2 separate regions of the Homo sapiens genome follow, and region 1 is linked to region 2. Evidence: chromatin contacts called from ENCODE Hi-C or POLR2A ChIA-PET data. All regions are on one chromosome and are shown on one strand. The core of a region is the stretch at or near the end of the contact, and the rest is flanking DNA. Distances in the headings are between cores, read along the strand shown.

The links. A loop is a pair of places that touch in the nucleus more often than their neighbours do. ChIA-PET counts read pairs that join two places held with the same protein, here RNA polymerase II (POLR2A). Pooled maps may share reads with other maps.
Region 1: POLR2A ChIA-PET joins it to region 2 with 22 read pairs in BJ. The contact joins two enhancer-like sites. A Hi-C loop is called at or near these places in 2 of 168 maps with a recorded cell type or tissue (aorta and endothelial cell of hepatic sinusoid) and 1 of 50 pooled maps. POLR2A ChIA-PET finds 5 or more read pairs at or near these places in 8 of 52 experiments (A549, BJ, Caco-2 and 5 more).

Annotation. Positions count from the first base shown.
Region 1 is chr10:86,773,957-86,776,656 of GRCh38, forward strand. The region is part of intron 1 of BMPR1A (bone morphogenetic protein receptor type 1A); the gene reads left to right. Among named protein-coding and RNA genes, the nearest start is that of BMPR1A, 19 kb to the left of the region's middle. Within about 2 kb of position 1,400, at least 2 of the 41 ENCODE cell types and tissues checked have a DNase peak (open chromatin) inside an H3K27ac peak, as active enhancers do.
Region 2 is chr10:86,731,906-86,734,605 of GRCh38, forward strand. It overlaps LDB3 (LIM domain binding 3), which reads left to right. Exons shown (of 14, transcript NM_007078.3): 14 at 982-2,700. The coding sequence ends at 1,071. Among named protein-coding and RNA genes, the nearest start is that of BMPR1A, 23 kb to the right of the region's middle. Within about 2 kb of position 1,451, at least 9 of the 41 ENCODE cell types and tissues checked have a DNase peak (open chromatin) inside an H3K27ac peak, as active enhancers do.

The sequences.
Region 1 (2,700 bases), core at 150-2,649, 42 kb after region 2:
TCTCCTGCCTCAGCCTCCTGAGTAGCTAGAATTACAGGCGTCTGCCACTACACCTGGCTAATTTTTGTATTTTTAGTAGAGACAGGGTTTCACCATAATGGCCAGGCTGGTCTCAAACTCCTGACCTCAGATGATCGCCCGCCTCGGCCTCCGAAAGTGCTGGGATTACAAGCGTGAGCCACCGCGCCCAGCCTTTAATTCATCTTTAAATGAATTGTCCCCATTTTCTAGGAGTTATTATCTTTTCTAAAAATAACATAACTTTTTTGGATTAAATTTAGATATCCTATTTATATCTTCAGCATTGAATCAATATTTTATTAAATATACATTAAGGGAGCTTCAGTGATACTAAAAGAGTGTGATGCTGTTGTAAATTTGCCATTGCTTTCCTTTTTGTCAATATTCAAGGATTGTCTTGGACCATGGGCCAAGCCTGAATTGTAAGAAGGAATGGTAAAGCATGGTAACCCATTAAAGGGTAAAGAAATTAAAAAAAAAAAATTGTCAGAGATATACTCTTTAAAGGGCCAGATTTTTTTTATAAGACTTTAAAAAGAATTGATGATTCTTATTTTACACAAAGATTTTTAGAGGAAAGAAAAAGTATGCAAAAGAGAAGATGCTCTTTGAAGCTGGCCATAACCCTGCTGCAAGCAAAATCAGACAAGGATGGACCAGAAAAAGAGAACAATTTCTATTCTCACTTATCGTGTATTTGTAAAATCCCAAGTAAAACACGAGCAAATTGAATCAAACAGTATATTGATACTATCGGATAAAGCTAGCCCAAGATTCAAGGATGATTTGACCTTAGGGATTATATTAGTGTCATTTACACTAAATAAATCTAAGGAGGAAAACAATACAACCATCTCAGTTAATGGTAAAAAATATATTAAATGAAATTAAGTAACTCTTTGTGATAGACTAGTTTTAAGAAAAGAAAGAACCTTCCTCAACCTGATAAAGGGTAATTTTCTACCTGGGGCGTGTAGCAAACCCAACGGGTAAAATACTTCCCGTGAAAGGAAGAACAATACTAAGTTCATTTTTAGTGTTCTTTTTAGTGCTGGAGACCCCAGCCAATGGACTAAGAGAAGCTGAAGCGAAAAAGTTGTAAATATTTGAAGGGAAGGTCAGAATGTGTACTGTTTGTTTATGCTCTTTGCTAAGCATGTAATCTACCTAGAAAAGCCAAGAAAATCGATTGACAAACTGAGAAAACTAATAAATGAGTTCAGTAAGTTGGCTCTACACGTGGTAAACGAGGAAATCCATACATAGGTTCCTGTACACCAGCAATAGCCGTGTGAGAAGTACTGTCACTGTCTGTTACATCTGATAAAACCTGCCTATTAATCTTTGGCCTGCTTGTCAGTTTCTTGTCCCAGACATGCTTTGAGTCATGAGGAGAGCACTCCAGGAGATGAGGCTTTCAGTTTCCTGCTTATCTCAACACGAAAGTCAAATGTTGTGAAGGGTGGACACAAGGCTGATGGTTTCATGACAGCCCCAGAGAGCAAAATTCATTCCCCCTGATGCCCATCTCACCCTGCTATAGAAAGTTTCATTTTTTGGACAGCATTTCCTGAGAGAATGTATCACTGAGTTTTCTGGAGACCTGAGGTCTAATCCTTAGTAATCTGCAGAAATACCAAAGGATATACTAAGGAAAACAGAAAAGGCATTCCTCTAAAAATAGCTAGTTTTTTTTTTAATGTAATAGCTTGCAGTAAACAATGGCAACAATACAGAAAACTGCTTTCCTCCCTACTCTCTTTGCTCTCCCCTCTGTGCTGTTTCCTTTTCCTTGGTAACCAGTGTTGTTACTGTATGTATCTTCCTAAGATTTTCTTTCCATTTACAAAAATGCATATCCATTTTTTGGTGCTTTGTACAGATGGCATCATGCATTGTGCATTGCAGCTTGCCTTTTTCACCTAACATTTTCTCTATCTCCCTCCTTTTCGGCTGCTCACCCTGGGGTTCATTTCCCCGCAGCTCTGTCTGTTCCCTTGGCAGTCCTCTCCCACTGCTCTCCAACTCCTGACACCTTCCATTGTCTCTCTTTTTCTATTTGCCTTCTTGTTCTTAAGGATTCTTAAATGTTTTAAGCAGCCTCTGTTCCCCTTCTTAGACTAATGTTTTTAAATGGGTAAAATACGTAAGACTTGTGAAGGAAAACAATTATTTTGAAATATAGCTATTAACATTTTTAGATATAGTAATACGTTTGTTCTTTTATTAACTTATTAAATAATCCAGGGGTGAGTATAACAACTGCCCTAATTTTTAGATGCTGATGAGCATAAATAATGCTTTGAGTTGCCTGCAGCAAGTAGTTTGATGAGAATATCTGATTTGTTTTTATTACAAAGTCACAGGTGTTGCTAATACTACTGTGTATCCTGCCTACTCTCATAAGTAAAGAAAAATTCAAAGTTCGGTTAGTGAAAATAAAAATGTAATCTTTTTCACATCTAAGGTTATGAACCTCTTGAATTTTGTGAGGCCATGGGCTTCTGAATAAGAACTTCTGCAGTTGAAACTTGGTTCACACTGGAGGACACTGATTGTTTTTTGTAGTCCACTCAAGCAGTGGAATTTTCTGTTGCAGACCCCCTTTCCTTGGGCCTGGAGGGGTTATCCTTTACCCCCTTTGCTACTTCCAGATCACTCTCCCTCCCACCTTCCTTA
Region 2 (2,700 bases), core at 201-2,700:
TTTTGTTTTATTTGTCTTGCTAGATTAATATGTGTCTAGTGGTATCTCAGGGCAGTTTTTCTTGTAATTTTTTTAACTAATTTTCTTTTCTTTCTTTCTTTTTCTTTTTTTTTTTTTTTGGTAGAGACAGAGGCTCACTATGTTGCCCAGGCTGGTCTCAAACACCTGGCCTCAAACGATCCTCCTGCCTTGGCCTTCCAAAGTGTAGGGATTACAGGCATCAGCTACTGCGCCTGGAGTCAGGGGAGTTTTAATTTGCTTTTTCTTTAATTATTAGTGAGTACAATCTTCTCTGATGTGTTTGTTAGTTTACTAATGATTTTCTTTAGACGTGAATCCTCTCTGTGGTATATTGACTTGTGAACTTGTATTGACTCTATTCATGCTATTTTAGATAGCATGAATTGGTCAGCTTCATAGTGTATATTTTCTCTATTCCATTAAATTTAATTAATTTCATTTGATTTTATTCTGTTCTTCAGGAATCTTAGTTTTTATATAGTCCAACTCATGTACTCTGCTTCCGTCATTAAGAATTCATAGTGGGAGAAATAGGCTGTTGCCTTTTCTCTAGAATGCATGGGGCAAGGCTGTTTGTTTGTTTGTTTGTTTGCTTTAGACAGTCTTGCTATGTTGCCCAGGCTGGAGTGCAGTGGCACAATCACAGCTCACTGCAACCTCTGTCTCCCGGGTTCAAGAGATTCTTCTGCCTCAACCTCCCGAGTAGCTGGGATTACAGGCACATGGCAACATGCCCCTGGCTAATTTTTGTATTTTTAGTAGAGATGGAGTTTCGCCATGTTGGCCAGGCTGGTCTTGGACTCCTGACCTCAAGTGATCTGCCTGCCTTGGCCTTCCAAAGTGCTGGGATTACAGGACTGAGCCACCACGCCTGGCCAGGGCGTTTTCTTAAAAAAGTGATTGAAATCTGCTCATGCCCTGTGCCACGTGGGTCTCACGCAGGTCTGTTCTCTGCTCCAGGTCTGCCATGTGAATCTGGAGGGGCAGCCGTTCTACTCCAAGAAGGACAGACCCCTGTGCAAGAAGCACGCACACACCATCAACTTGTAGGCGGCCAAGGCCGCCTGTGCTGACGAGGCCCGGAGCTGCTCCTGCTGCTGGCAACAAAGGATTCGGGAGGCTGATGTTTCTTCTGAGGGGAATGGGGAGAGAGAGGAAGCGACTGAGCCCTTTGGAAGTATAATTTTAGGTTTTTTCTTCTGTACACAGATCGTGCATTTGCATAGTTCAGACTAGGAGCCAAATGAAGACTCAAAACCAAGCTAGTTATTAATCCAAGACTGGAATTGTACTTCAGACATTTAGAGCAGAATTCCAAGAACTCAAAAGTGAAAAGCAACAAGCAGCTTTCCCAAAGCGATACACTTGCTTTGGTCACCAGAGGAGGACAGAGCTTAGAGCAGCTGTGGAGAATCTGAAGCATTCTGCGGAGTTCTTAAGCGCTCCCCTGGCAAACAAATTGAAGTGCCAAACAGCACTCGCTGCAGGGTATTTTTAGAGTCATAGCTGAGAGCTTGTTAGCTAAGACCCATTGGGCTTTCCTCACCAAAAAAGGAAGTGTTATTCCATTACTAGCGTCATGGAGCTACCTCTGCGCATCAGACTTCAGACCTTGAACAAACTTAAAACCTTCTTGGGAGCCCGGACGTCCAAAGAGATGTCTTCTGGGAGCCACTGGGCAATTGCCAGGGCTCCAGGAAGGGCTCTGGCTCAGGTTGCAGACAGCTGAGAAAAGATGGCCCTGTCAGCCACCCTCTCTCAGTCTGAAACATCCAACATCCCCAGAAGGCTTAGCTCCTTTTTGAATTGTGATGGGAAAGTAGAGTTGGGTTTTTCCAGTTTTGCTCTGTGGTGTGTGAGAGATTTTTTTAAAGGCTTTGGGTTGTCTTTGGCCTTTGTTTAGCTTTAAGGGTTCGTTAGCATGAGTGTCCAGTCGTGTGCATGAATTTCACCCCAACTTGTGACTGCTCACTTATGACGTCTCCCCCAGTACCCTCCATCTCAAATAGGCTTGGTGGCCTGTGGAAAAGAAGAGAGACAGAGAGACAGTGTCTGAAACAGGATGGCAGAATAGGCTCACATGCCCAAACTCTGGGTGGGGAAGAGGAAACTTACTTTCTGCCACCCTCAGTAAGAACACACGAGGAGGCAGGACCTCCCACCTTCAGGTCTGCATCATCCTTTTCAAATGTTCCTTTAAATGCAGCACACTGAGTTTGTACAATTGTGTTAACTGCTGGAAGGGACAGATGCACTGATATATATGCATTTGCTGTTTTGGCCAATATTTTGAAAATGTATGAGCTGAGTTGATCTAGCTATTATTTAAGTATTTATTGAAGTAGAGGGGCCTTCAAACTACTTTATACTAGTGATAGTTTGAGTTAGGTAAGCATCTTAAAGCTGTTTGGTGATAAAGAAGGCAGCTTAGATTCTGTGGTTGGAAACAGTGTAGTCGCTTCCCTTTTTAGGAAGCCCTGTTAATATGCTCATTGAAAACATGGCATTGAAGCAGGCACTTGCGTGGATGTTTCTCACTTGAGCACGATATTTAGGCTCTCTTCCAACTCACTCTATTCTGTCCTCACTCCTGTTTTGGATTTTTCTCTTTGCATGTTTGAAATGTTTTATGGGAATGTATTAGAACTCTTTTCTTCTAAGGACTGAGACTTCCAGGGG